4 separate regions of the Homo sapiens genome follow, and all the other regions are linked to region 4. The links are chromatin loops, found by intact Hi-C in ENCODE. Cell type or tissue: GM12878. All regions are shown on one strand. Region 1 has its middle 92 kb from the start of LINC01309. Region 2 has its middle 59 kb from the start of SLC10A2. Region 3 has its middle 35 kb from the start of SLC10A2. Region 4 has its middle 71 kb from the start of ERCC5.

Region 1 (8,000 bases), 600 kb before region 4:
CTTTGCCATCTTCTATGGGCATGGTTCATGGTGCCTCAAAACAATTACAATAGTAATGTCAAACAAAGATCACGGATTACAGATTACCATTAGAGATATACTAATAATGAAAAAAGTTTGAAATATTATGAGGTTTACCAAAATGAGACGTAGAGACATGAAGTGAGCACATGCTATTGGAAGGATGGCACCTATCACCTTGCTGAAAGCAGGATTGCCACAGTCATTCAATTTCTTAAAAAAAAAAAAAAAAGGCAGTATCTGAGAGGCATAAGAAAATGAAGTACAATAAAACAAGGTATGCTTGTATAGTATATAACCATGGTATAAACAATAGGATTGTGACAAAAATAAACAATTAAAAATAATTGACTATAGTGTTTAATCTTATAGCACGTTCATGCCCTAAGGGAGCAGGTATAGGCAACAAATTGGCATGCTTTCATTATTTCATTTACTAATCCTATCAGGACAGAATGGAATTAATCATTTTAAATCATCATTTGTTTGGTTTTAGCAATATTTTGCAACTGCAAAAATAAGTGTTTCAAAATTATACTGTAACCATAAAGTGTTTTTCAATATATATGCTCTTAACCTTCAATAGCTAGCAGCGTGCAGTGCACACTCATCCTGCTAACTACTGGAAGAGATACTTGACCACTGCAAGCAAGTTGAAAACAATGTATGATAGTATATGACTGAGAAAAATTTCACAGTACACTCTTCAATGAAGAGGAAGTGTGACATTTTTGAAAATTATTATTTTTTTCCCAAGAAGAATTCTATTATACACGGTAGAAAAGTATAGTGCCTTGGTAATAAAAATTATAAGTTAAATCATACAAACAGATGACAAAACAATGAAATTCATTTCAAATATACTTCTAGGCACAGAACAGAGTAAAAGAAGGAAAAGATTAAAAAATGGTCTTTTGTCAAACATGATAATGATGTATCTTCTCATGAATTTTAAGCATAGAGCTGGGGTGGGCCGACGCTGTGAAGTGTCTGGTGAGTCGTACAGTCTCTGTTGCTACTGCTCAACTCAGCTGTTTTAGCACAAAACAGCCACTGAGAATGTGTCAGTACAACTTCATCTGCAGAAACAGGCAGATAGACATATTTGGCTCAAGGGCCATCATTTGCTGAACATTTATTCTGGAGGAACTTTCAGAGACTGTTATTTTTCAAAGAAACTCTGCTATCCAAATAGTCTCTTCAACCAAATAAAATTCATTTAGGATTGATCAGAAAGATAACTGGGCATATTTCAAGATATTCTTTTCTATCAAATCTCTAAATATTATTCTGAGGTCATTTAGAGTTGCAGTCCTGTGTCCAAAGCAGTTAATTTAGGAAGTTTAGAAGCACTGGCATTGATAAATTAATAACACATTAATTAATATTGCTGTTCCAATATCTCATGTTTGAAAATTATCAATTCAACTCAGTGAATGTACAGAGCAGGGAGGGTGAGCAACACTTGAATTTACCCAAGTTCAAGTTCATTTTTAAAAGGATAGATTTTTTTTCCCTCCCATTAATGTATTCCAATAGACGCATGCAGAATGAGCTACTTTTTATGTCTGTTTTCCTAACCACCAATAGGTATATGCTATTTATAAGTAATTAAATATAGTGAAATTCTGTCATTACAAATTTTCATCAGTTTGGTTGTCAAGTCTTTTTTTTTTTTTTTTTTTTTTTTTTTGAGATGGAGTCTCACTCTGTCACCCAGGCTGGAGTACAGTGGCACCATCTCAGCTCACTGCAACCTCTGCCCACTGGGTTCAAGAGATTCTCCTGCCTCAGCCTTCTGAGTAGCTGGGATTAAAGGTGTGCATCACCGCACCCAGGTAATTTTTGTATTTTTAGTAAAGATGGGGTTTCACCATGTTGGCTGGGCTCATCTTGAATACCTGACCTCGTCTTGAATGCCTGAACTCAAGTCATCTGCCCGCCTCAACCTCCCAAAGTGCTAGGATTACAGGCGTGAGCCACCACGCCCGGCCATCAAGTCATTTTTTTAGCTACAAAAGCAACACAATGGCAATACTAGCTACAATTAATGTTAAGAATAATATCTCATTTATCAATTCTCACAACAATAAGAGTAACATTCTTATTTTAAAAGCAAAAAAAAAAAAAAATTTGGAATTTAGGTAAGTGCCAGAGAAGACAGGGCCAATCAGGAATGGCCTCAGAATTTAAAACTAAGTCTCATTTGTGATTCTTAAACTTTTTGTGCCGCAAAATAGTTAACAGGGTCCTACTATGAATCAGGTGCTTTATGTACAGAATTTTAATCTGCAACAAACCAGCAAAGTTAGTGTCCATGTTTCTCTTGTATAATTAAGAAATTATATGTGAATTACTTGTCCCTGGTCACAGAGCCAGCAGAGCCTGGACTGGAACTTGATCTCCTTGTCTCGGGACTAATACTCTCCCTACTATGACCAGCTGCTGATGGGGGAATGTGAATGTGGAGGCATATTTCAAGCAAACTAATTTAATGCTTAGATTTGCAAAAGCAAAGCCTAGTTGAGATTGATAAAGAAAAAGACACAATGGGATTCTGAGTACGAGAGAAAGTAAGAAGACATGTATAAAATAGAGAAAAAATGGTGGAAAACCGAAAGGTTTAAACCCTCTTCCCAATATTAAATGTTGCGTCAACTTAGATGAAGGGCTTAACTTTTTGAAGAACTTCTGGTTATTCATCTTCAAAAGGGAAGTAATGATATAGATTCAGAAGGGTTTGATGGGAACATGAGAAAATAACTCACATGAAAATTGTCTTCTAATGATAATAAATATGTATACCTCTAAACGTGCACATATAAAGTTAAATAACGATGCGTTCTATATTTTTACTTCAATATTTGAACAGTTTTTGTTCAGTTGTATCTTATTTCTAATGTCTAAATATATAGGATTTTAAACTAGGCCTTCTGGAACCAATTTCTAGTTAATGAATGAATGATTTATACGAAAATTATTCTTTGATCTTTACTAAAATTTGGTCAATTTTCATGAGGTTCTGTGCGTACTTTGAAACAAATATTTGCTAACACTAGAGTGCACTAATTCTGTTATTTAAATCTGTGCTACACCCAGTTTATTTAACTGAAACAAAAATTACAGTGTTAAAAATCTCCTACAATGATGCCAAGTTTGCTCACTTCTCATACCATCACCAGCCTCAGCTCTAGTTTAATTCTGTGGATTAGTGCTTTCTCATTTTGAGAAATTTGAAGACTTCCTGTATATTCTTGCAGTTTTATATTTTATCTAGTATTATCTTGGTGTTTTGCACTAGATGGAATTTCTGGATTTTAAATCCACCAGATAAAACGAAAGTTAATATTCTGAATTTATTTTCTGTTCTGGTAATACATGATAGTTAAAAAACATGGCAAGCATGCTAGGCTGTACTAATTCAGCAAGCAGTATAAACCTAATCTTTTCCCCATTCCATTGTTGTTTGGTTCTCTGTTCCCTAGTCTGTCCTTTAGTGTCGCTTAACTAATCTCCATCTTCAAGCTGAACTCTGCTTGTGTCTACTTACTGATGCTAGGGAAGTCTGAAAGTGCTGCTTCCAAATTTGTCCTTTCAGAAAAGACTGTGTAGCCATACTTAGAAAGAATTCTCAGTGGCCTCCAGATACCCTGAACTGAAACCTTCCATTCTAACGAGAAGCATTAACATTTGGTGTAATCATTACATCCAATTTGGTGTAATCATTACCTTGTTTGGCTCAGAGGTTTCCCATGGGCAATCAAATGTAAACAGTGCTTTCTATAAATGACCTTTGTTTCTCACAACTGAGCCTCACACTGATGTTGAAATCCAGATTTCCTCTTTATTTATTTTTTTAATCTCCAAATGGGCTTAAGCAACAGAAGTAATGATGATGTCTACACATAAAGTGAAAGCCATTTACAACTTTGTTTTCTTAAACATCATCAATTTTGTAATATAAATATAAAAGAAATTACCTAGAGTTGAATATAAACCCCTAACACATTTTGTGTTCTTGTCATTTTCGTATGTCCATGCTGACACAGGTGTAGCTAGAGAAGAACTCCTATTGAAAGTAAAAGGCAGTATCTGCTCTGCAGCTGCAATAGCTGCTTATGGAATCTACAGTTTTGTTTGCTTGTTTCCCAGCTCATCACTTCACACATGGTACTTAAGTTTCTGACTGCAGGGTGAAATATACCAGCCATGACCCAGATTATTACCAGACGTTTTGAACATAAGAACAAAAACACAGGTCTTGTTTAAGCCCCTCTTAATTTGTTGTGTGCTGTTGCCATCACTAATACTCACAGGCAAACCTACTCCCAACTAGTATTTATTTATTTAATTTTTATTTTATTTATTTATTTATTTTGAGATAGTCTTGCTCTGTTGCCCAGGCTGGAGTGCAGTGGCTCAATCTCAGCTCACTGCAACCTCCACCTCCTGGGTTCAAGTGATTCTCCTGCCTCAGCCTCCCCAGTAGCTAGGACTATAGGCATTCGCCACCATGCCCAGCTAATTTTTGTATTTTTAGCAGAGACGGGGTTTCACGATGTTGGCCAGGCAGAGCTTGAACTCCTAACCTCAGTTGATCTGCCCACCTCGGCCTCCCAAAGTGCTGGAATTACAGGCGTAAGCCACCATGCCAGGCCCCAACTAGTATAGATGTAGGTACCAGGAAGTAGGGGGCTTACAAGTAGCAGGACTTAAACTAATAGCATTTGTTTGGTGGAATTAGTAGGGAGGGGTATTTCACAGTGTGGGCTAGCGTAACCTGAAAGCTTCTCATACCTTAACAAAACCTTGACAAAAGAAGTCCCTGCTGTTTCTTAGAAGGCAGATCACATTTCAACCTGTGCAGCAACATTAGGAAGAATACTAAGAAAACTCAGATTATTGATTTTTGCTGGCCGCTTCTTGCCCCTTTTAAAAAACCCTGAGAAGAGATGAGCATTGTCTGTGTTCTCCAGTCTGCATTCAGGGATGGGAGTGCACAGTAAGGCACTTTCAATGTCAACAGAGTGAGAGTCTTATAAACTGCGACCTTGCAGATCTGAAGGGAAATACTTCTCTTTCTGAAACCAGAGAAGTTGTCTTTCATGGCTCTTAAATAGCAGCCTCAGTGGGAGACTGAGGTCCAGTGCTTTTTCGAGTGTCTTCCAGTGAGAGGTCTATGCTGGACAATGGGAGGCAGCCCAACAGTAAACTCAGATTAAAGGAGCTGCCTTTGTCCTCAAGCCTCTATTTTGAGAAGTCCCTAAAAGAGCTTCAACCAAGGAAGCAGAACCAGTAGAAGACTTTACATAAGGAGATAGAGAGATATGTGCAGACACAGAGCTATGGATATAGAAATGCACAGATATGTAGATATAGATTATTTATTTACCTATTACAATAAATTATACAATTGTAAGGACTGGCTGAGCAAGCGGAAAGTCCACAGGGCCAGTGTCCAGGAAGGAAAGACCACAGGCAGGCTGGAAACTGGAGAGCTTGAATTAAAGCCTGAAGTCCACAGGATGGGAAGGAGAGGTGATCAGCGGATCAGCAACAATTAGGAAGGTCAGCAGATCACAACATCAAGATGATCGTGAAGGTCCCAGAATAGAGAAACTCTGCAGTTGTTCTTCCAATCCACAGGTGGTGGGAGTGGGGGGAGAAAGACTGATAATGGACGAAACACAGAAACCACTAGGTGAAACAGTCTAGCAGTCTTAATTTAATTTTCCATTTTGACTATTATTAAATAATGCATTGTGAGATCACAGAGTACAGTATACCCACTACATCAGTAAACACAATCTCTAAGATAGTAGAACAATTGCAGGAAACAATATTGAAAATTGTACACGTGATATATCAAACTTTAAAATAGTTTTATGCCAGCATTTCCCAAATTCTGTCCTAGTGATAAGAGTTCAGCCAGATATAAAGAGATTACATAGGAAAAAAGAAATTATGTAATTGAATAAGTTTAAACAAGCAAGAGTTAAATAGAATATAATGGATTTTAAATTTATAAGAGTACTTGTTATGGTCTTCAATATACTAAAATGCAAGTACATCTCTGGGCAGTAGTGGCACATGCTATGATATATGTTACACTTGTATTTTACACAACATTTCTCAAACCCATTTGACTTAGAATCCTATTCCCCTCCGTAGCCCACATTTTATGGCACACTATTTTAAACACACTGTATTGCATTATCAATAAAAGTGACCTTAGGGAACTCTTAAGCAAATTTGGGTGCTTGGGATCTTATAATTCATAGCGGAGTTTTGATCTTGGCCTGGATAGTAGCAACTTATTAGTTTTCTCCGTTCATCCAAGTCATGGAGCCAGGTTGAATAAATGGATCTAGTGTACTTATATTTATTGAGAAATGCAGAAAATTATAAAATGTCTGGAAACTAGTATTAAACTCCAAATCTGGCCGTCTAAAAAATGCTAAGGATGATAAGAGATTCCAGAGCCTTCTGGGGGTTGATGACTGTGTTCAGTAAACTCCACCTAGGATGTGTAATAAATCATAGGCCGTTTTGCAAAGGTGCCAAATGAGGCATGCAATTCCCAATCAACCTGAAGGCAGAGTTTAAAAGCCTAATGCACCAGGGATAGGTGACAGAGAAAGATATTCAGTGATGGAACATATCTCATATAGGGTATTATATGCAAAAGATTGATCAAATCTTTTACAGTAAAGGATTGGCAAGGGAGGTAGGTAGCATCTGAATGGTATTTTTGTAGTTGTTTATTCTCGTGTAAGGCATTTTCTAAGGGTATTATTTGACATTTTAATAATAATCAAATTCATCATGAAGTGTGAATAACAGAACAAACCCCCTTGAATGAAAAATGATTTTGCCCTCATAATAAATTGGATTCAGAAACACCTAATTACCTTACCACCACCATCCAAACATTTAAAACTCAGTAATGATCTCAGTAGCACTTTCTCATTACTGGACAACCACAGAAACCAAAACTCACACTTTTGTGTGTGGAGGGCATGGGCGGGGGATAGGCAGGGAGAGAGGCTGGAGATTTCTGCCTCAAAAAATGAAATGTAAGATTTTTCAATATTTTTTATTTGTAATATATAACCTACAGAATTTTGATGATTTAAAGGTCAGCAAACCACAATCTTTTTCCAAACTGTTCATTTCCACTCAGCATAAAAAGAGACTAATTTCTATACTACCTTTCAACAATGAGAAATCATGTAGAAAAACATGTATATCTGCAATTAAGACTGTGTCTGATTGGCATAGGCAAAAAAAAAAAAAAAAGATGGTAGCTGTCCATTGGCAAATTAGCTCTCCATTGGCAAATCACTTCCTGGGCTGCTTAGAACAGAAGAGAATAAGAAGCTCTGAAATGTAAGGCACATAAAGCACCTATAGTAAAGCAGGGAGCTTCCTCCCTGGTTAAATACTTAAGTCTAATACAGTTAATTTTAATGAGAAATGCTTAAAAACATAAAAGCTCTCTGGAAACAATCGAGGCTATCTCCCTCTTCTTCCTTGTCCTGGTCCTCCTGGTTCCTTGTCCTAGTCCTCCCGGCTATTGACTTATATTTCAATTCTAACCTTTTCTCCTCCCCTCAGTTCCACAGTCACAAATAAAAGGCAAAACAAAAATAAAAACAAGAGGTAGACTCCGGAATTGATTTCATTCACATAAAATACAGAAGAGCTCTTCTTAATTTCTTATGCCTCCCAGTGTTGATCCTGGCTCAGTTAAAATTACTAATACAATAAAAACAATCTTCACAAAACTAGGCCAGCTGCAGTAGCTCATGCCTGTAATCCCGCTGAGTTTGAGACCAGCCTGAGAAATACAGCAGGACCCTATCTCTACCATAAATTTAAGAATTAGCCAGGCCTGGTGATGTGCACCTGTAGTCCCAGCTACCCAGGAGGCTCATCCAAGGAGGATCACTTGAGCTCAGGAGGTGGAGGCTGCAGTG
Region 2 (8,000 bases), 90 kb before region 4:
ACTAATTTGTCTTAATTATGCATTTTCTTTTGCCTTGTTTTCTTTCTCATTCATCCACCCAGCCCTAGGTCTTTCCAGACTCCATTTTTTACAAAATCATTATCTTGGTATATTTTACCCTTCCTTCTTTTCATCCCTTTCACTTCTAAGAGAGATAGATATAATAATAAATATAAAACTAATAAATATAAAAACATGATTAGAAGAATTTGGCTGCAAGTATGAGGGTTAGGAAAGACAAAACAGCATCAAAAAGGATTTTGATTTTTATTTCCAAGGCCAATCTGTTGGGCAGAGCAAGGTGAGGGGAGTCCCTGAAAATATCTTTTGTCTCAACCACCTGGGTCATCTCAGCGTTCTTAAGACCCTTGGGAATAAGCTACTGGATCTTTTCCATAGAAGGCACAACTTCAGTCAGAGTTGAACCAGGATTCCAACAGCCTCAGCCTGCGCAACAGCAACTTAAGCCCTCCGGGCAACTAAGAACCAATTATTTTCTAAAGTATATTTCAGATCAGCAATTTTGAGATGTGTTTTCAATATTGCAATACTATCTTGGTTATCTATTGCTATGTAACAAATCACTCCAATATCTACTATCTCCAAACAACAGTTATCATTTACTACCTCTCACAATTCAGTGGTCAGACCAGGAGTCTTCTGATGGTCTCTCTTGGAGTCTTTCATGAGATTGTAATCAAATGTTGCCTGGGCCTGGAGTCATCTGGAAGCTCGATTGGGAAGTTGAGAGACAGCCCCACTCTCGTGCCTCATAGGCTCAGTGCTGACCACAGGGTTTCTTCAAGAAGATAGCCAGCCTTCTTACATAGTGGCTCAGGGGTCCCAAAAAGTGACTATCTCAAGAGGAAGGAAGCAGAAGCTGCGAGTTTCTTAAAAGCTAGGAACAGAGCTGGCACGGGGTCACTCCTGTTGCATTCCATGGGTAACATGAGCCACAGACCAGCCCAGATGTAACGTGGGAGGAGACCACACAAAGATTTGAACACCCTAAGACATAGCTCATTAGGGGCCACCTTTGGAGACATCATACAGAATTATTGTGAAAAGTGCTTCCATTAATCGAAAACATTAAGAGAGATGGGGATTTTTAGCATCACATAATAATCCTCATAATAATAGGGATCAGAATTATCTGTCTAGAGGGTATGGTTCCACTGACATGCCTTAGGTACCTGCCATATACATAGCAGCTATGGCCACAGAAGATGAGGTTTTAGGTGCATCTCTGTATATGGATTATAAGAGTATACACTGTGACTACAAAGATGTAATCTCAAGCTGGTGTACCAACCTTGGAATGTAACTGGTTGCTAAGAAATGAAAATGAAAACCATGTGTGTGTGTGATCTAAGGCCATTAATGGACATATAAATTAATTCCCTTCTTTCATTTGATTCCAGGCATTTTACTTACCTTACATCATCTGAGTTTCTCAATAATTCCTGTGCCACCATGTAAGAAGTTACATGTGTTTGTGACTCCTGGACAACTATAGTGATATGCTCCATCCTTGATTATCTTATTATTTTCATTTAAGCTAACCCAATCCAAAATTGGTAAAGGATGCAAAGTGCTCTCCATAATATTCTTATCCAAAAGAATATAAAGAAAGAGAACAAAATTAAGGAAGTTCATTTGATAAGAATAACTGATAAAACTATAACTATGGAGCTTCACGTAATAAGAGCTGAAACATCCTCTAACATAAATAACTTCAGAGAGTAGTCATAGACTCAGGCTCCTGCCCTCCATCCACAGCTCTGACCTAATGTTATCCTGCTTTCTTGGTTGTGATACTGTAATCATACATTAAAGCCTGTGACAAGTCACTGAATTCTTAATATATCTCAGAAGTTGAGAAAAACTAGTTATTATGAAGACTCTGTCATTAACAACATCCTTAACATCCTTAATGTTATGAGACATCCTTAATGAATGAGACAATGAATGAGGAAAGTCATAATCTGAGTAAAATACCCCGTACTATTTATACCACGTTAGTTGTTACAACTCCCTCTCCTCCTGTTCTATTTTAACCTATAAGTCTCATTATCAATTAAACCACTTAATGGATAACTTAGCATATTGTGACTTGCTATAACTTAGTGTTTTGTAAAGCCATTTACTGTCCTTTGCTCTTCTATGACATTGCTGATGGCATTTCATCAAAATAGTTCTTCTAGCAAACCTAAAAAGTATAGCCAAATCACTTTTTAAGAATGTTATATTTAAGATTATAATTTTTGAAATGACAGAATTTGTTACTTAAAGAGAAGAAAGAAAAGAAAAGGTATATTTTCTTTCTTTACAGCTGTTTTGGGGTGACATCGACAAGAACCACTTTTAAATGACTGCTGTGGAGTCATGTGGTCCATCCTTCATTTCTTCCACAATCGCTTGAGTGCTTGCTCTGTGTAAGACACCATGACAGATGGCTCCTTAGCTCCTGCTTTCAAATATTTTATAACCTACTCAGGAGACAGACAGACAGGCAGTAAAATATATCATGGTTGGTACCACGGCGAGATTAACAAGTGTAATGGAGGCATAAAAGAAGATACCTCAGTCCACTCCAGGAGGTTAAAATGCAATTAATAGAAGTCAAGCTTGAGATAACATTGAAGGATGAGTAGTTTTCTATTCTCATTAGCAGGGAAAAAGCACGTTGAAGAGAATGGTATGTGCAAATGGACAAAAGTGTAGATATGGAGAAATGCTCGTGTGTTTAGGGACTACAAGGACTTAAGTGCTGAAGGAGAGAAAAGTACAAGTGGCCAAAGATGAAGAGAGACACAGGGGCAGGGCCAGATGATGAAGATCCTTGTTTTCCTTGCAGAGGAATTTGGACTTGATTCTGTAGGCTAAGGAATTGGAAACCGAGGTGGATTGTTACCATATTTGCTTGTGAGGAACTGAGAGACAAGCCTAACAAAAATTGCCCCTAAATTATCAGAGCATGCAGACATAGTTTTTCTCCACAGAGATGCCTGGTAACCATAACTTCAATAGCCATATTGTCAGCACAGTCACCTTAACTAAAAACACTGGGCCAAACAACCTGAGGAAAAATCTATCCCAATATTACTCTAATATTATTAGCACTGGACATCTGTAGGGTATATAAAAGAATAAAGGAAATATTTTTGTTTGAGCAATTATGAAATAATCGAAGTTTCTGGGATACGCATTGCATATAGATGTGGCTTCTCTTTCTAGTGTGCCAGTTTTGCCTAAAATTGGGTAACAAAAGTAAGCATGTAGATATTTTTCAAAATGGATGAGGTATTTTAAGTTTTTTTTTAAATGTGACTTCTCAACATGGCATTTTAACCTGCTATTCAAACTTTTCTTCCAAATATTCACCCTTCACCCACTCGAAACAAAGTCATTCTTCTGTACAGTTATGAGTACGCCAATGGAAAGGTCTGACAATCAGTGCCCCATAAATTATGTGTGGAGAAGGATAATCCCCTTAGGAGGAAACATGGTCCAGGGGCACATACATATTTTGTAATTTGCTATAATTCAACGTTAGACTGTATATAAGTTAACACCAAACGTTTAAAGGCAGAAATGGTAGCACACTGGATTTTCTCCTCTACTGCACAGCCTCTTTCAACAGTCCTGTGTATTTCACAAGGTTATTTTAAGGATTAAATGAGGAAATGAAAGTACTTTGTAAACTGTAAAGTCCTAACCTGATGTAATGTTTCATTAACTAATGAATTTACAAATGACTAGGACAAGGTGCCTTTTGAACGAATGTTTTCGTTCTTCCATTAATTAGAAAAGGTCTAGTGTGGTCTACCAAGCAAAAGCAAGGGCTGTGGCATTCCCTGATGCCATGGCACAGATGTACACAATTCCAATAGTCTACATCAGACAGTAGCAATCAGGCTGCGTGTACAGACCCATCTGGTTCTCATATCGTCTGAACGAGGTGCTGAAGTGGAGGATTTTTACTTCACTGAATCTGAACAAATCCTCTTGAGCTTTCGCCAGATGATTAAAGATGGTGCAAATTGTCCTCAGCCTGGTCCCCATTCTTTGATGTCCTCTGTCAGCAAACCATAAGGCATCACCTAAGACAAAAGCTCACGTGGGGCATGTCGGAACAGTAAACCCAGAGTTCGCGAGTGATTTTTCTCAATTGCCACTGGTCCATTCAACTGAGTTTTACTTGAGACATTCGGAGGTGAACCAAACATAAACCAGACCTACCCAGTTTGTAATGTTCTCAGCTGTGTGTTTGTGGGAAATATATTTCTTGGAGGCTTGCCACTTCTTTGTTGAATGCCATGGCTGGAGTTTCTGCTTAATAGTGGTGGTGGGAAGGGGGCTGCTGGTGACAGAAATGCTAAGGCCAAACAGAGAAGCCTAGCTAAGAAAAACAAACTTTCTCTCAAGGAGACGCAAAATTAACTCCATGTGTTAAAAGAGGAAAGTTATTATTTAGCTGGGCGTCTTATGTCAAATGCAAAATATTTGATTTTAACCTCCTTCTAAGACCATGGCATGTTCTTATTAATAGATGGTACTATGGGAGTAGAAAAGATTTTTAAAAAAGTGGTGATAAATGATGCTTGAAGTAGGAGACACACTGACATTTTTTAAAGGATTAATCTCAGTTTTTGGGTATCTAGTTTTTTTTTTACCAGGGTTATCCAAACTGAATCCAGGGATGTAAAAATATATTCTTACACTGACCCTGAAATCTATCGGATCACCATAGTACATGTGCCACAACCTAGCACACATGGGGGAAAAAAATGAAACTTTCCTTATTTATTTTATTTTTAGTATAATTTCCAATAAAAGATGAATCCCAGCCAGTAGCTGAGGGGGCCAATGTGGTTCTTATAAGTACAAAATATGGTTGGGGCATCTAATGATGTTGAAAACGTTCCTTGTATTTTAGTTATACTGCGTCAAGATTGAGGTCATGAAATCCAATTGTTGGAAACAATATATCCTGCAATTTAACTAAATTGAAGATGATGCCAACCATCTGGGGATTTGTCCAAACTGAGCTCTTGCCTTGGAATGACACGCACATATGAGCAGTTCTGGGACTTGGTTTCACACAATGGTTTCTTGACATTATTTTGGACATATGAACTAAATTGGGGATCTTTCTTAATTCATATATCTTATTTGTACTGGTTTTCAAATATATCTTTTGTCTGGTCTTGATCAAGATGAATATTTGTGGTCATACTATGACTGCCTTAAAACCCTGTTCTCGTGTTAAGTGTACACAGCTAGTATGATATCAATATTCAACTGAGGTTTTCACACGGCTGATAGGTTGAGATTAAACTTCTCAAGAAGTGAGTGTTGGTGTTTATGTTTGGTCTAAACAAATTGGCAGCCTAAGAGAACATGGAGATTCCTTAATCTGCATGCTCAGTAAGACCATATCTGCCTCAAAGATGCTCTTAATCAGGTTTTACTATTATTATTGTTATTGAACATAGAATGTTTAAGATTTTGAGGACATTCTATTTTACAAAGCAGTGCACACATATTTAATGCTTACAAAAGTTCTGTAAATGGATGTTATCTTCATATTACAGAGAAAAATACTGGAGCTCATGGAGGTGATGTGACTTCTCTAATAATACACAATAAATAACAAAAGTGGGATTAAAACCCAGATTTTCTGATTCCTCTGTCAGGATTTTCCTACCACACCCATCTTTCTCTTTTTATAGAAGCATGTGTCATTTTTCTGCAGGTTACAGAAGTACTGGAATACAGGAATGGACTTTAAAACTGAAATTTCTATGAAGGCCTTTAATTGCATGAGGTTATTGCTGCAAAGCAGTTGCTGGCCCTGGTCTTTCTCATCACTCAGTTCGCTTTTATTTTGGCTGCTTGCCACTGACAAGACCATCTTATCCCTTTCTTATCATTGTCAGAAGGCCCTGGCCTGGGAAGGGCAGACCAGGGGCACAGAGAGAGAAGTGTTGCTATTTGGGGCCCATAGATTTTTACTCCATCACTTATGTTGCTTCCCACACATTTCATCCCATAGGCATTTAATATTATACATTCCTCCCTGGAAAGAAAATAAGTTGATTGATTTGCACACATGCTCATTAATCCAAAACACGAAGTCCAAACTGAACAATAATTTGCCCGCTTATCAAGTTATGATCTGTTAGACTAAAGATCATTGACCAACATGACTCATACAGTAAGAATCCCTTTAGCACATCGTGTCATAAGGAAAGGTGAAGAAAATGATGCTTCCTGTCATTTTATACACTTATCTCTCTAAGAACAGAGATAAATAAAGAGGTATAAGGAGAGCAAGCATCCACTCCCAAATGCTTCACCTACTTCTGCCCCTTCAAGACTTTCTGCAGGTTGGTAACTTCCAAGCACTCTTCAATCAGTATTAGCAGGAGAAGTAAGAATGAATCCCATTGAATCAGAAGCCTTCAGACCCAAGATCTTCTGAGACCAGTTCACAGTGGGCAGAAAAAGCCAAGTAAATGTCCCTCACAGAAGCTCAGACACTCGCAAGACACAGAAATGCTACCAGTCACCTGCATCCTCTTAATATCCAGCAACTGTAGCTCTAGAACTTCTTCTTATGCAGGGAATCTCAGACAATTAAAGAACAGAAACAGACAAATCCATACATGTGTGCTTAGGCAATATTTAAACTTGTTCTTGACACCTGTCTTGAAGTAAACTTTCTCCACGTGGCCACCTATAAATTCTATAGCAGGCTCATGACCCTACAGGAAATTTACACACCTTATAATAGATGCCTTAGAAAATATCAACCACGGTACTAGAGAAATGTTGACCACTATATATTAATAACTGAGTCCTTTGGAAAATATGAAGTCTACTCCATGATCAACTGTTTTGGCTACATTTGATACAATGTTCTTTCTTCAGTGTATATCAGCACTTAGGTCTATTCATATTCTTCACCCCAAGGATTTTGGCAGGCTGTTGAACAAAGTGTCCATTTGATACTTAACAACCCTCTTATCTCAGGTTTGGTAATTCAGTTTTAAACATCTGCACTATTTCCACATTCACTTTATATCTGCCCATAAACCATAATGAGAAAAAAGCCTGGCCTTAGAAATTCACAAATGCACTAAGCTGGAACACAGTAGTTGCTCAATAAATAATTGTTGACTGAAAATAAAATGTGCTTATCAGGCAGGATTTAGATCCTAGGGATGATAGAAAAGAAGCATGGAAAAGCCTCTCACTCTCAACTATCCCAAGCGGTATTTAGGGATCTCCATTCTGCAGGACAGAAAAGAACTGCCAAACATAGGCTGAGCTGAGACAGATGTTTCTGCAAGAACACTCAGCAGACAATGTTTGCCTTCACTTCAGAATTTCCCATTTTTGTTCTGTCTTCTCAGTAAGGCAGGTCTTTCTGGGAAATATTTATGAAATCTTTTCTTGAATCAGAGGTCTCCTTCCGTTATTTGCTTTCCTAACAGAAAGTGTACCCAAGGGAACACTCATATTTTTTTTCTGTCAAAAGACTGGGAAAGTACATACCCTTTATTAAAAAGAAAAAAGAAATCTCATTTAGGGTGAAGGTTGAGCAGGCAGGCTGGGTGTTCCCGCCACCTCACCAAGAATTATCCTTGTTATTCTTTCCCTTTTTCTTTTTGAGCTTAAAGTTCTATGATATTATGAGAAACAACAAAAGGCTTTTACATAAATCATCTAAGTGCGAAGGTGGCAGACGTGCTGAGGAGGACAGACTTCGGGGCTTTGGCTCTCCAGCTTCAACAGAAGGAAGACTTTGTTAACTTTTCAGCAAGGATCCTCCTGTAAGTCCTTGTCCTCACCAAAGCATTCTTCTCCAGAACAAACTTAATTATGTAGCACAATTTAGACCCTCGATTCATTCCAAAACCAGGGCAAAAATCACACTCTGTGCATACCTGCATGTACTATTTACTCAAATATGTTTTAGGGTATTGTCAAAT
Region 3 (8,000 bases), 110 kb before region 4:
CACATAAGTCTTTTTCCCTCAGAGAGATTTACATAATCTGGGAGGCCTGAGACTGTGTCTTAAGGTCTTTGCTTGACTGACTCCAGTGATTTAAAGGACTGGGTATTTCTTTAATGTCTACGTACTTCATTTTGCCTTTGTATACTTCCTATGAAGAATAAAAAGGGAAACTAACTTTAAAGCAGAACAAAATCTACACATAACGGGTTCCTGAAAGGAGAGAAAACACGTTCTACATCAATTTATTAACAAAGAGTATATAACTCAAGAGGACCTTTATAAGTAGAACTCCCTAAATGTTTTTCATTTATAACCACGAAATAGAAAAAAAAAGGAAAATATCAGGATAAGAATATCTTACTTTTTTTATTGTTTCCTGAAATGCCCAAAATTGACTTGCTAATACTGCATATTAGTAGTCAGTTAAAATGAGAAAAAGCATATACACTTGTTCCTGTTCTTATAAAAGAAATGTCTAGAAAAACATTTCATTCGAAGGTTTTCTATGTACTTAAAAGTAACAAATCTGAATGACCTGTTTTTAAAAGCACAGTAATAGTAATATTAATGCCAAAAGAAAGACAATAAACAGAGCTAGAAATCAGATATCAAAGAAAGTACCATATAATTTTATTAAGAATGTTTGTTCCTGCAACTCAAAAGTTGAAAATACTCTTATCAGATAAGTTTCAAAGATAAGAAGAATGACTGAAGATAAGAGTTTATTTTTTTACCCTCCAAGGACTTTACTTTTAGTAAACTATTAAAAATAATAAAAGATATAACTCAAATTTTTTCACCTAAGGAAATACCCTACTGTTATGGAAATAATTTCCCAACTTTTACTTCCTCTTTTTTCAGATAATTATTTCAGTATTCATTTGGTTTTGGTGCTTAATGGTAAAATAAGAGTTTTTGAGGAAAGATCCCAGGCAAAAACATTAATATATAAACAGAACCAACCCAAGGCAATTTTGAGAGATGAATCGTGTATCTTCTTTTTCCCCTTCAGTCAGCTTCTCTCTTCCTGCCAGGTGTTCTCTGTTGGTTATTATAAGTTTCTAGTCTTATCTTGTACCACTTCCCCAGAAAACCTATTTTCTAAAAAGGCCAATTCACTCAATATGTTACAGTCACTCCTCATGCACACTCAACTCCATGCTTTTATGTGAACAATTGCAGTGGCCCGGAACATTTTCCTCTTCCCATCCAGATCTCACTCATCTTTCAAGGTCCCACTCAAGCCCCACCTTTTCTGTGTAGCCCTCCCTGATCACATCAATATCTTCTGAAATTATACAGAGCTGCAACATTCATGCAAATGCTATGTCTTCCCTCCTCAAGTAGATTTGCATGTCCTGGTAAATAATAGCATGTTTTACATTACAGAAAACAACTGATTTGGACCAAAACATACATCTCTCTGATAAAAATGACTACCTATTCTTTTAACTCTCTCCTCCACTTTCCTGTGTAGAGTTCTGTAAGTTTTCACATCTTGTTTATTGCCCTGTATTTTGATGAGTGCTTATTTAAACATTTCTTTTCTTTCTTTTTTTGTTTTGTTTTGTTTTGTTTTGTTTTTTTGAGATGGAGTCTCACTCTGTCACCCAGGCTGGAGTGCAGTGGCACAATCTCAGCTCACTGGAACCTCCGCCTCCCTGGTTCAAGCAATTCTCCTGCTTCAGTCCCCCTAGTGGCTGGGATTACAGGCATGCATCAACACGCCTGGCGAGTTTTTTTGTATTTTTAGTAGAGACGAGGTTTCTCCATGTTGACCAAGCTGGTCTCAAACTCCTGACCGCGGGTGATCCGCCCACCTCGGCCTCCCAAAGTGCTGGGATTACAGGCGTGAGCCACGGCGCCTGGCCTGTTTAAACATTTCTTATCTTCCTGACAAGAGTATAATCCTCAAAAGAGCAGGGATTTGTCTTATATTGTATGACTCAACCACCAAGACTAGCACCATCATAGGCAGTCTGCTCTCCATATCAGTGGGTTCCATGTCTGTAGATTCAACCAACCGTGGATTGAAAATATTTGGAAAAAAAAACATTCTACAAAGTTCCAAAAAGCAAAACTTGAATTTGCTCCATGCCAAGTACCACTTTGAATCCACACAAATGAAGTCATGTGTAGGCTTTGTAGTAGGTGTTTTCAGTAATCTAGAGGTGATTTAAAGTATACAGGAGGATATACATAGGTTATTTGCAAATACTACACCATTTTATACAAGGGACTTTAGTATCCTTGGATTTTGGTATCTGTGGAGGGTCCTGGAACCAATCTCCCATAGACACCTCATGAATAGTAGATATACAACTATATATGTAATAAGAGATAATTGGGAACTCAACAGTAGTCTAGAGAGTTGGAAAATCCTGGAATCAAATCATAGCTTTGCCATTTCCTAGCCATAGTGATGTAACCTTGGTTTTGCTATTTACCCTTCACCAGCCTCACTTGCTGCATCTATAAAACGTGGTTGTTCTCTGCTATTGTCAGTATTGTTGATGTGGTTGTGGTGGTGTCAGCAGTCTCCTTTTACTCAATAACTGGAAGAACATCCATGTCTGTGACAAGAGACAATTTTTTATTTAAGAAATCTTTCCGGGCATGGTGGCTCACACCTGTAATCCCAGCACTTTGGGAGGCCAAGGCAGGCGGATCATCTGAGGTCAGCAGTTCGAGACCAGCCTGGCCAACATAGTGAAATCCCATCTCTGCTAACAATACAAAAATTGGCTGGGCGTGCTGGTGCATGCCTGTAATCCCAGCTACTCGTGAGGCTGAGGCAGGAGAATGGCTGGAAACCAGGAGGGAAGCAATGAGCCAAGATCACATCACAGCCAGGCATGGTGGCTCACACCTGTAATCCCAGCACTTTGGGAGGCCAAAGCGGGCAGATCACTTGAGGTCAGGAGTTCAAGACCAGCCTGGCCAACATGGCAAAACGTCATCTCTACTAAAAATACAATTAGCTGGACATGGTGGTGCATGCTTGTAATACCAGCTACTTGGGAGGCTGAGGCAGAAGAATCACTTGAACCTGGGAGGTGGTGGTTGCAATGAGCCTAGATCATGCCACCGCACTCCCATCTGGGTGACGGAGTGAGACTCCATCAAAAAAAAAAAAAAATTTTTTAACTATGTCTTTAAACTCTCTTCAGAAAATTTATTGACACTTATCGTTGTATTTTTCTGAAGTTTTTCTTTCAAACTCCTAAAAAATGTATGGGAAGGCAATAAACACAAAGGAAAGGGAATATTAATAATATATATGTTCACTCTTAAAAATCCAAACAAATGATATCACAAAAGTATTTGCTGTCAAATATCACTTTGTGATCTTTGATGGGTGTTCAACCTCAGTTATGAACCATATGTCAGATGTGGGGATGATTTTATGGTTCATTGCAGCCTTGGTAGAAGTCTTTAACCCCATGACAGTTGCTTCAGTGAGAAAGTTCAAAACTACCTTCAGTCATTTCAAATATGACAACATTGACTTGCTTTTTGCTATTTTGAGTCTATTCTGCAGCATAGAGGTATACCAAAAAGGCATCTGAGCAGACATGTGGCAGTCTTCTGATGTGCTAATATTTGTATGCCTGCATGACTCTGATTCTCACATGCCAAAATAGTTAAAGAAGCAGATGTAGGTTAAAAATTGTCGTTTTTTTTTCTTTCTAAGTCATTGCACACAGCTTTTATGCATCATTTGTTTTCCATTATGCAAACTTTAGTATCTTGTTTACCACCGTTCAGATGGACTATTCCTATTTTGGAAAGTTTCTGAGTTTCTGTGAATTGGTCAAGGGTGAGATTTCAACATATAAGGAGCAGTGATTATTCAGTTAAAGAGGAATTTATGATCAACAATGAGTAGTGCAATAAATGCTCAGGAAAGTGAAGAGTTGAACTTGCTAGGGACCTGTCATTCATCTGAACATTCCTTGCTTATTGAGCAAATATCACATTCCAGGCACTTCACTGGGCACTGAGAGTAGATGAGTTGCTTTTCTTAAGAATACTATATATTGTCCTTCACATTTTTGATCCTTAATTAAGATGATCTAATTAACAACTCAAAGCGGAAAACATTGCCACTCCAGAAGATTGGTCTAAACATAAAGAAAAGAGTGTAAAAATCAGTCTCTCAACTATTGTCTTGTTGACTTCCTAGCCATGGTCTTTAAAGCTTTTCAGTACAGTGCCTCCCTAACATCATTATTTCATTAACCCCATTTTTCACAACATTAAATATATTGTCTTATGTAAAGTCAATTAGGGCAAAGCTTCTAAGCTGTAAGTGCATGCTTCATTTAGCCCTTTTACAACTTTCATTTCTCTATTTTGTTGCCATTCTTCCCATCCTTAGAAAAGGTTCTTTCCACTATATCTCCACTAAATCAAGACTGCTTTTCTCAAACTCAAGCAATAGATTCATTTCTCCCAGGAAATCCTTTTAGCATGGCTCGAGTAATGTTGTCCACTCAAATAAACGACATTCCAATCAATGTCATACAATATCTAGATCATTCTAAAATATAAATGTCCTTGGTAAATATTCATTTATTATGCACCTTGCACAGAGCAGCTATATAATTAATATCTGGTGAATGCATAAAATTCCGTTTAATTTCTCACATCTTTAGATGAAGTCTTTCCAATCTACCATCATTTTCTATCACTGTACATTTTAACACTCCGAACAGGAAAATAAATCAATTACAAAGTTATAAAGACCATTAGCAATATTAAGAAAACTTATGTGAAAAAATGTTGGCAAGATGGTGGAATTGAATTTTCCAGCACTCATGCCTCCCACAGAAACACTGATTTGAACAACTATCCATGCATGAAAATACCTTACAAGAGGCAAGGAAACCAAGTAAGAGATTACAGCACCTGGGTGTGGCACAGAAATGAGAAAAGGCACCTTGAAGAGGGTCAGAAGGACAGTCTCACATTATCCATGTCACCTCTCCCCCATGTCCAGGCAGCACAGGCTGGAGAGGAGATAACTTCTGCTTAGGAGAAGGAAAGGAAGGAGAGCATAGAACTTTGCCTTGAACCCCAATACCCAGCCCACTCCAGTAAAACCCAACACTGAGTAGGTGCAGATGGACACAGACTCTGGCTCAATACCCACAGGCTAAACTTCCAGGCCTACCCAGGCACCAGACTGGATCCCATAGGCCCAAGCTCCAGGCCTGCAATGTATACACAGTCTCTGAACTGCCCCACCACTAAGCCAACCCCAGCCAACCCAGTCTCTAGACCACCCCCAGCACCAGGCTGACCCCCACAGCACCAGGCTTCAGGCATGGCCCAGCACAAGGCTGGCACTCAGAGCCCACGCCATCAAACCAGCACCTGCAGGCCAGGGACCCATCAGTTGAGATACAGGCACCAGATTTTCTCAGCACTAGACCAGCCCCTGTGGCCATAGGCTCCAGGCCAGTAACCGTGGACTGAGCCTATAAGTCTGCACCGGCCACAAATAGGATCTTGCAACCCCAGGTTCCAGGCCAGTCTGATAGACTAGGTGTCACAGGGTTGGGCTCCACAGGCCCAGGTTTCAGGTCCACCCAAGCACCAGGCCAGTTCCTGTAGCCCTAGTCATCCAGCCAGCACCCTTGGACCCATCCTCCAGGCTGACCTCTGCAAGTTTGGACCACAATCCCAAAAGATACAATCCTGAATGCCATAATCCCAAATGCTGAAATATCAACAATCCCTAACATCTAAAATTTTAAACATCAAGCCAGGTGCAGTGGCTCACTCCTGTAATCCCAGCACTTTGGGAGGCCAAGGTGGGTGGATCGCATGAGGTCAAGAGTTCAAGACCAGCCTGGGCAACATAGTGAAACTCCAACTCTACTAAAAGCACAAAAATTAGCCAGTTGTGGTGGCACATGCCTCTAGTCCCAGCCACTCGGGAGACTGAGGCAGGAGAATCGCTTGAACCCAGGAAGCGGAGTGAGCCAAGATCATGCCACTGCACTCCAGCCTGGGTGACAGAGCAAGACTCTGTCACAAAAATAAATAAATAAATAAAATTTCAAACATCACAATCACAGGATAGTTGTGTCATTTTAGATGAAATATACCTTGTTTTTGCCTTTGTTTGAAAATTGAGTATGGTTTAAGGAGCTATGTATGGGTACAAGGTGACAAAGGGTAGACTTGTGGACTTACTTTTAGAGTCAACTTGACTGAATTAAGGAATATCTAGAAACCTAGTAGAAAATTATTTGGGGTGTGTCTGTGAGAGTGTTTCCAGAGTAGATTAATGTGTGAGTCTGTGTGGGCTACGTGGGGAAGATCTGCCCTCAGCTTTGACGCGCACCATCAAATCAGCAAGGGTCCCAGACAGAACAAATACAGAAGGTGAAATGGTCCCTCCGAGAGCTGGGAAAGGCTTTTCTTCTGCTTCCTTGGACATCAGAACTCCAGGCTTGCCAGCTTTTGGACTCCAGGACTTATACTAGCAGACACCTAGGTCCTGAGGCTTTCAGGCTTGGACTGAGAGTAATACCATCAGCTTCCCTGACTCTCAATGTAAAAACATTGAAATTTCCTTCAATAAATGAAGAGATGTCCTTTTTTACACATCTGCATTTGTGAAATATAAAATTCTCGAGATCTCAGCTCTTTGGGCAACTGCATATGCAGTAGTAACCCATTGTGGTTTTTGATTGATCTTGCCAAAAGACTTAGATTGTTCATCATGGTATTTTAGATCACTGCAGTTATAAAGCTGGGTGCACACAATTACCAACCATAGTGATGTGTGTTCATGCATTTTGCTTTTTGATCTAATTCTTTAGGAATATGATTCTCTGCTCCTAACTGTTCTACTCATGCTACTGTCAGTAGTATACTTGAGTGCTTATGCTTGCAATAAGTACTTGCAATAAGTCTCTTGCAATAATATGTAAGTTAATATTTTCTATTTTATTCTGTAAAATGGCCTATGAAGTGTTCTGTTGTGTTTTTATGTGTTTGTAAAGTAAATCCCCTTTTAAAATGTAAATAATGTCTTTTAAAGAATTTTTTAATTTTTTTCAGAAATATATTTTGGGGATTTTGATCTTTCAGAATTTTAAACATTTGAGATTATGGCATTTGAGATTGTGTCTTTCAAGATTATCATTGGCCCACCTGTGGGTAAAGGCACCAGGCACACCTAGCAACATGCAAGTCCCTGTGGCTCCAAACTCCAGGCCTGCCCAAGATTTTAGAACAGCCCAGAACTAGGTTGGCCCACAGAGTCCTAGGATTTGAACCCTCTCCAGGCTGGCACCCCTGGCCTCATGCCCTGTGGACACCTGTGGACACAAGCTCTGGGCTTGCTTAGTGCCAGATGGGTCCCTGCAGTCTCACCCACCACGTCGGCCCCTATAGCCCCATGCTTCAACAGACCCAGCTGGAGCCTGGGAGGCCTTGGTAGACAGACCAGTTCCCATGGACTGAGAATCCAGGTACCCCTCAGTAGATCCAGGACCCAGGACCATTCCTATGGACTCAGGTGCCAGGCCCACCTCAGTGGACCCAGGTACCAAGCCAATCCTGGCACCTGGCCAGTCCTTGCAGACTCAGGCTCAGAACCCAAACCACCAGAACAGCCTCTATGGACCCTGGCTTCACAGATACAGGCTGCAAGCATATCCTCTCTGTGGACCCAACCAACAGGTGGGTCCAGTGGATCCAAGCCTCAGGCTCAACCTCATGGCCCAGCACCAAGGCGAACTTCCAGAGAACTCCAGCAGCAAGCCCGTCCATGGATCATGCCAAATAGCCTGCCCAAAATCTTTGAGTAGGCTGACTGTCAAAGGAGTTTCCCAAATAAAGTCAGTCTGCAAAGACTAGGATGCCTCTCTCTTTCTTCAAATGCACAGACATCAATGTAAGGCAACAAGAAACATGAAAGACCAAGGATATGTAATACCAGCAAAAGAACACAATAATCTCCCAGTAAATGACCCCCCCCA
Region 4 (8,000 bases):
GTGACATATTATGTTGTGCAGCGATCGAGTTCCATCTTGACTTTGCCACCCTTCACAGTCACCGCCTCCGTGGTTTTAAGTGGATGATGCTTATATACATGGAGCCGCACATTCACCTTCATTCTCACAGCTCACCCCTTCCTTCTGAGTTCAGTTTCCTTCTTCCTGAAGCACCTCTTACACAGGACGTTTTGAATCAAGAACTTTGTTGGTGGCACACTAACTCAGTCTTCTTTAAGTGTCTTTTTTTATTTTGCCTCTTGAAATACAGTTTAAGTATAGAATATTTATTAACCATGATTTTCCCTCAGCACTTTGAAAATATTATTCTATTATATTCTAACATCTATTTTGGCTGATGAGGCTTCTTTTGGTTTAATGGTTATCCTTTTGTAGGAGAGCTATGTCTTTTTCTCTGGTTGCTTATAAGATCTGTTTGCCTGTGGTGTTCTGAAGTTCCATCAAGATGTGTTTAGGTGTGGATTTATTTATTCAGCTCAGGACACGTTGCATTTTTTAATCTGATTTATGAAATTTAGTCAATTTATGCAATATGATTCTACACCTAGAAAACCCTATAGTCTCTATCCAAAAGCTCCTTGACTTGATAAACAACTTCAACAAAGTCTCAGGATACAAAATCAATGTAAAAATATCAGTAGGATTCCTATACACCAATAACATTCAAGCTGAGAGCTGTATCAAGAACACAATCCCATTCACAATAGCCATAAAAAAATACCTAGGAATATAACTAATCAGGGAAGTGAAAGGATCTTTACAATGAGAATTACCAAACCCTGCTCAAAGAAATCAGAGATGACACAAACAATGGAAAAACATTCCATGCTCATGGATAGGAATAATCAATATTGTTAAAATGGCCATATGGCCCAAAGCAATTTACAGATTCAATGCTATTCCTATCAAACTACCAATGGCATTCTTCACAGAAGTAGAAGAAAACTATCTTAAAATTCCTATGGAACCAAAAAAGAGCTCAAATAGCCAGAGTAATCCTAAGCAAAAAGAACAAAGCTGGAGGTATCACATTCCCCAACTTCAAACTATACTTCAAGGCTACACAATCAAAATAGCATGATACTTGTACAAAAACAAACACATAGACCAATGGAGCAGAATAGAAAGCCCAGAAATAATGCTGCACACCTACAACCATCTGATCTTTGACAAAGGTGACAAAAACAAGCAATGGAGAAAGGACTCTCTATTCAATAAATGGTGCTGGAATAAATGGTTAGCTATATGCAAAAGATTGAAACTAGACCCCTTCCTCACACCATATACAAAAATCAACTCAAGATGGATTAAAGACTTAAATGCAAAATTTAAAACTATAAAAACTCTAGAAGATAACCTAGGAAATACTATTCCGGACATAAGCTCTGGCAAAGATTTCATGATGAAGCCTCCAAAAGCAATTGCAAAACAAACACAAAAACTGAAACTGGGACTTAATTATACTAAAGAGCTTCTACACAGCAAAAAGAAACTATCAAGATAGTACACAGACAACCTACAGAATGGGAGAAATTTTTGCAATCTACCCATCTGACAAAGGCCTGATATCCAGCATCTACAAAAAACTTAAACAAAATTACAAGAAAAAAGCAACCCCATTAAAAAGTGGGCAAAGGACATGAACAGATACTTCTGAAAAGAAGACATACACAGTCAGCAAGCATATGAAAAAATACTCAGCGTCACTAATTATTAGAGAAATGCACACCAAAACCACAATGAGATACCATGTCACACCGGTCATAATGGCTATTACTAAAAAGTCAAAAGATAACAGATGCTGGTGGGGTTGTGGTGAAAAGGGAATGCTCATATACTGCTGGTGGGAGTGTAAATTAGTTCAGCCACTGTGGAAAGCAGTTTGATGATTTATCAAAGAACTCAAAGCAGAATTACCACTTGACCCAGCAATCCCATTATTAAGTATATTCCCAAAGGAATATAAATCATTCTACCATAAAGACACATGCATGCAAATTCATTGCAGCACTAATCACAATAGCAAATGTATGGAATCATCCCAAATGTCCATCGATGGTAGACTAGATACAGAAAATGTGGTGCATATACAGTATGGAATACTATGTAGCCATAAAAAAGAATGAGATCATGTCCTTTGCAGTAACATGAATGGAGCTAGAGGTCATTATTCTAAGCAAACTATCACAGGAACAGAAAACAAAATACTGCATATTTGTTGTAAGTGGCAGCTAAACATTGAGTACATAGAGATATAAAGCAGGGAACAGCAGACACCAGGGCTTACTTGAGGGTAAAGGGTGGGAGGAGGGTGAGGATTGAAAAACTACCTATTAGGTGCTATGCTTATTACACGGGTGATGAAATATTTGTACACCAAACCCTCACAATATGCAATCTGCCTATATAACAAACCTGTGCATGTACCCCTGAACCTAACATAGAATTTTTTTAAAAAAAGAAAGAAATTTAGTCAATTTATGGCTTTAATCAATTTTCTGAAAGTTTTAGCCATCAACTCTTTAACTATTGGCCTTTACCTTCTTTCTCTTCTTTCACCTAGAATTTCTACTAGAAATATATTGGGCCTTCCAATTCTGTTGTCTACATCTCTAAACTTCTCTTTAATATATTTCCATCACTTAATCTTTCTGTGCTGTAATCTTGATAATTTCCTAAGATCAGTCATCTAGTTCACAAATTCTCTCTTCATCTGTTTACTACTCTCTTTAAATCTAGCTAGACTTTATCTTATCCACTGAGATTTGTATTTCAATTACTATTTTTTTCTTTCTAGAAATTCTATATGGTTCTTTGTTAGATACATCTGGAATATTCTGATAGTCTTGTTCACATTTTGGTAACTTGTTTTATGTCTTTAGTCATGCTGTTATCTCTGCCTGATACTTCTATTGCCAGACATGCTTGGAGTCTAGTCCCATTGTTTGTCTTTGTTGATTCCTTCAGGATGGACTACGTCATACCAGGTTGAGTCCCGGTTCCACAATGCAACAGTCATGTTATCTTGGGTATATTACTTATCTTGACTAAATTTGTTTCTTACTCTGTAAAATGAAATTAGAGACTAAAGAACTTGTCTCAGAATACTGTTGTAAGTACTAAATGAGATAATATGTAAAAGCCCTTGGTATAGAGCCTGAGCTCTCAGAACATAATTTTTCTTGCTAGCATTCAGCACTGGATTATCTCTAGTGCCCATCACAATGCCTGGCACTTAGTTACTGTTCAGTAACTGTTTGGTAAATGAAAAAACTTAACTAATTTATGATAAATTTTACCATTACAAATTATCCAAATGCTAGTAATCTGTGGATGTACCATACTTGTACTATAAATGCCTAACTTACAAATATCTCAAACATCCATTTATTCATTCTCTATACAAGAACAGCCATGGTCCTAATGATGAGATAAATAACAATGAACTTTAAAAAAAAAAAAATCCTGCTCTCATGCTGTTTACATTCCAGTGGAGATAAACTGATAATACATAGATCATACATTAGATAAGTAAATAGGAAGATGAAGGAAGGAAGGAAGGAAGGAAGGAAGGAAGGAAGGAAAGGAGGGAAGGAAGGAAGGGAAGGGAAGGAGGGAAGAAAGGAGGGAGAGAGGGAGGGACGGAGGGAGGAAAGCGAAAGAAAGAAAGAGGAAGAGAAAGGAAGGGAGGGAGGGAGGAAAGGAAAAAAGGAAAAGAGAAAAGAAGGGGAAAGAAAGTAAGGGAAGGAAGAAAGAAATCACGATTAAGGCTTAGTCAGAAAACTAAAGTGATAGATTGGGAAGCAGCTGAGTTAATGCTTTGGATTGGATGGCTTTACTCTACATGGATGTTGAGTTGAGGGCTGAAGGATAAGATCTGAGCCATTTGGTGATATGAATAAGAGCATCTGAGGCAAATGAGACAATTAATGCACAAGCTCTGAAGGAGCTTTGCCCCTTCAAGAAATACAAAAAGGTTCTGCACATGTATCCCAGAACTTAAAGTAAATAAATAAATAGAAATACGAAAAGGCTGTGTGGCTGGAGTAAGATTAACGGGGGACGGCCGGGCGCGGTGGCTCACGCCTGTCATCCCAGCACCTTAGGAGTCTGAGTCAGGCGGATCACCTGAGGTCAGGAATTCCAGACCAGCCTGGTCATCATGGTGAAACCCTGTCTCCACCAAAAATACACAAATTAGTCGGGTGTGGAGGCACATGCCTGTAGTCCTAGCGACTCAGGAGGCTGAAGCAGGAGAATCGCTTGAGCCCAGGAGGTGGAGGTTGCAGTGAGCCGAGATCGCGCCACTGCACTCCAGCTTGGCGACAGAGCGAGAGTCCGTCTTAAAAAAAGATTAGAGGAAGAGTGGGCCGCAATAAGGTCAGAACAGTAGCTATGTACCAGATCATGTAGGGCCTTGTAAACCAGAGTAAGGAGTCTGGAATTTATTCTACACATACTGAGAAACCATTCGAGAGTTTTGAGCAAGAAAATGTGATCATCCAAGTTCCATTTTTAAAATGTCACACTAACTGGTGAATGTTTGAGATGGAGAACTGTTGGAGGAGATGCAGCCAACGTGAAGGCTGGGCGGTTGCTGCTTTCTGCCTGAGTCCCAACCCATCCTGAAACCATAGTTACTGCCACCACTACCACTACCACCGCCAGCATCTACACGAAAAGCTCCGGTCTCATAGGGCCATCTGGTGGCCGTAGTAGGAACTGTTTGATTCCACGGGCTCTGGAAACATCCAAGTCTTTTCAGACTACCACCAAGATCTGTCTCTAATCAAATTATTTTAAGTCCCACTTTCAAAAGTTTCTGTTATCCAATTTATTTATTTTCTCTTGTTTTTATGATTATGATAACAATAGGATATTTTTTTACTTTTCATTATAAGTAAAAAGAAGTCTGGACTACACTCTAATGGACTAGGTTACAATCTTATGAGTGAAATTTACTATTTGTCATAAGAGGTTTCACGGAAAAAATGAGGATCAAATTCTCTCTCCCCTTAAAAACTACTTACCAACACTTCTGGAACATAACAAAGGGACAAATAAGATAATTTATGATGTTACTTTAGTGAAGAAGTTGGAAGTCAAGCTCATGTATATATTTTTAGTTCAGAACGTGGCCCTAGATGTGGAATCATAACATCTGGAACAGCTGGCGAGTGCTGAAAGAATCTCAGGGTTTTTCTTTTTCCTTAAGAAAGAAGCAATTTGAAAGATGAGGCTTTGTTTCAGAGAGGAAAGCTATTTATAACTGGTAGCTGGCAATTGTTGAAGCTATCTCTGGCTACTTTAGATATGAAATGAACTACCTTTTTCAAGAGTACAGTGGCCAAATCAGAAAACTCTCAACTTTTCCTTGGCTAATGCAAAGCACCTCTTTTATATTAATTTAAATGTGTGATGCCAGGACCTCTGATCCTCCTTGGAGAGGATTTTCCAGATGCAATAATGTGGCTAATTGCAATAAGCAGCCCTACTTCTCTCTACGTGGATATTTTCTTGTCCATCACGTTGAAAGATCTTAAAAGCCATGCTTACTCGCTCAACTTTATTCAGGAAACTTTGACACATTATAGCAAGTCTGTTAAAAATTTATTTCACTGGGCATAAAGATCTCTGGCTGCTTTGCTAGGCAGAAGTGAAGCAGTGAATTTGTACTCCAGATATAATTAGATTGACTCTTACTTTGGGGATACTTTTGGATCCTTCCACATCAAAGTAAGATCTGGAGGAGCAATGGCAAAATTCCTCTTTCTGGAAAAATTAACTGTGGTTTTCAGTAGCTGTTAGTGGACTGTAGCAAGACAGGCCTGTGCTCTTGCCAAGGATCTTTCTTTCCCGCCCATCCACACTGTTGTACTATCCCAAAGTACCTGGTCTCATGGGCATGCTCTACATGAAATGAGTTAGGGGTCAGCCCTGTTCTCAGCAGAGACTTGTCACAGAATCTTTCACCACCATCGGCAGCAATTAGCACTAATTGGTACCCTGTGCACCCGCAGAACAGCAAGGGCAGTGATGGAGTGAACAGGCAGGACAAATTACCCTTTCGCCTCTGGGAAGTGAACTTATTGGTTCTGTGCGAAGCTGCTCTGTTCCCACTACCTCAGCTGGGCCTAGGAGGTGGATTAAGGAGGAATTTATTCCCTGAGGCTGTCAAACAAAAGGATTGAAGAAGGTCAGTTCACTGAGTGGGCAAAACAAAGCAGCTGAGTTATGACCACGAAACAGCCATAAATAGGTCTCCACGTCCTCACTCCGTATTGCCTCACCCTTCCTATCTCTCCCTCTCGCTTTCCATTTCTCCCTATAATATTATAAATCCAATCAAAGCAAGTGCTCTGTCAGCATTTTTCTCTCCTTAGCCTCAGAGTGCCTGCTGTTTATACTCATTACTGTGCAAGCCGGGTCACCCCGTGGCTGGGAAGAGATGTGGTCATTTGTCTTTGCTTTGCTACTCTATCAATTCATCCTATCCACTTCACCAGAGATACGGGAGTGACGTGAAAACAAGTAAAATGGGACCTGTGCAAAACTTTGGTCTTTGCAGAATATTAATTCTACTACGTGCCCTTGGGTTTGTCATTCTAATATCTCTGCCATAGCTACTTTAAGTCAAGAGGTTAAAGAATCCTTGAGCGAATTATCAGAGAACAATTAATAATCCTTTCCTCTACTACAAGTAGCCACCAGATGACTTGGCATCACTCACAAGACAACAGAAGGCAAAGGGATGTTGGCATTCTGCCACCTTAGAAAACTCGCTCCTCCCTTTTGCTTAAGTCAGATGCCAGCACTCTTCTGAAGGCTGAGCAGAGAGGAATAGAAAAGGGAGTGGGCGTTTAATTAGCAAATTCACCACAAATAAACGACAGCACCAGGATATCATCAGCGCTCTTCTGTCTTCCTAAGATGAGGAATCGGTTTGAAACTAAACAAAAGCCATTCACTTTCCACCTTGCATTACTTAAAAAAATACTTCTTATCTGAGTTTTTAACCATTCATCTGGGAGGAAGGAACCTCAAAATGGTTGACCTAGAAATAATTCAGCTTTGCAGAGGTGTCTGAGCCCAGACATTACCAAAGCCAGGAGGGACCTTTTAGAAGCATTTATAACTAGATCGATACGTCAACTTGTCCTGCCCTCAGCTCACTCGAGTTTTTGCTGAAACTGAAAGAAGAGCTAGAAACAAACTGCCAGAAGGCTCACAGTTGTCACAGATCGTGTAAGGAGACAAGTCTAGTTTTTGTAGCTCCTTTCCCTTCCTAGAAGGGCTCCAAGCAAGCTGATGTGATATCTGGCCTAGATATCTTTTCATTCTCAATGGCTGGTAAAACACCTGATAGAAAATGCTCAACAACTGCGCATTACATGAAAGAATGGATAAATGAATCATCACTGAAAGGCTAGACGAGGTATAGACTTTATAGCAACTAACTGAGTTCATTCCACTCAGCTCAATGGATGCTCTTTTCTGGAGACCTAGAGCAAAATGAAAAATATATGACATTAGCCAGAAAAGTGACACACTTTCATTTATTCAATTGACAAACATTTATTGACACCTGTGACATGCCAGGCCCAATGCAAGGCAATTGTACACAAAATGAAAAACATAGACTCTGCCTCATAAAGTTTAGTTTAGTTGAAAAGGCAGAGATCAGAACACATAAAGAAAGACAAAGAGATGTGAAATAGCCATCCTAGACTACATCATGGAGAGTACAGAGCAGGAGGCTGCCTGCTCTGGGAATTTATAGAGGAGGAACATTTGAGCTGGGTCTTTGTAGATAAGCAGGGAACCGAAATGGGAAAGAGATGGGTATTCCAGGCTCAGAGAGTGATGGCAAAGCAGAGAATGGCTCTGATGAAGAATGGGCTTGAGGGAGAGGAAGTCACTAAGCATCATGTTGATAGGGAAATGGGATGGGGTGGAGAAGAAAGGAGGTAGAGAGGGTG

What was found. Hi-C counts contacts between places; a loop is a spot of excess contacts. Peaks named below come from ENCODE experiments on the same cell type or tissue, not always from the same donor. Only the 100,000 strongest peaks of a DNase experiment are listed, where the experiment ranks them.
Region 1: a loop joins it to region 4, with 2.5 times the contacts of the local background. A loop is called at or near these places in 2 of 110 quality-filtered maps.
Region 2: it touches region 4 in a loop (4-fold over the local background); 2 of 110 quality-filtered maps call a loop at or near these places.
Region 3: it touches region 4 in a loop (5-fold over the local background); 4 of 110 quality-filtered maps call a loop at or near these places.

What each region holds. Positions count from the first base shown.
Region 1 is chr13:103,513,378-103,521,377 of GRCh38, reverse strand. No RefSeq gene overlaps it. Among named protein-coding and RNA genes, the nearest start is that of LINC01309, 92 kb to the right of the region's middle. In GM12878, no CTCF peak of the experiment used is centred here; a DNase peak (open chromatin) is centred at 3,717.
Region 2 is chr13:103,003,033-103,011,032 of GRCh38, reverse strand. No RefSeq gene overlaps it. Among named protein-coding and RNA genes, the nearest start is that of SLC10A2, 59 kb to the left of the region's middle. In GM12878, no CTCF peak of the experiment used is centred here; a DNase peak (open chromatin) is centred at 3,802; H3K27ac peaks cover 2,444 bases.
Region 3 is chr13:103,027,286-103,035,285 of GRCh38, reverse strand. No RefSeq gene overlaps it. Among named protein-coding and RNA genes, the nearest start is that of SLC10A2, 35 kb to the left of the region's middle. In GM12878, no CTCF peak of the experiment used is centred here; DNase peaks (open chromatin) are centred at 3,585 and 4,363; H3K27ac peaks cover 4,440 bases.
Region 4 is chr13:102,912,908-102,920,907 of GRCh38, reverse strand. No RefSeq gene overlaps it. Among named protein-coding and RNA genes, the nearest start is that of ERCC5, 71 kb to the right of the region's middle. RefSeq lists an enhancer at 4,450-4,559. In GM12878, a CTCF peak has its summit at 4,720 (motif pointing left); a DNase peak (open chromatin) is centred at 4,657.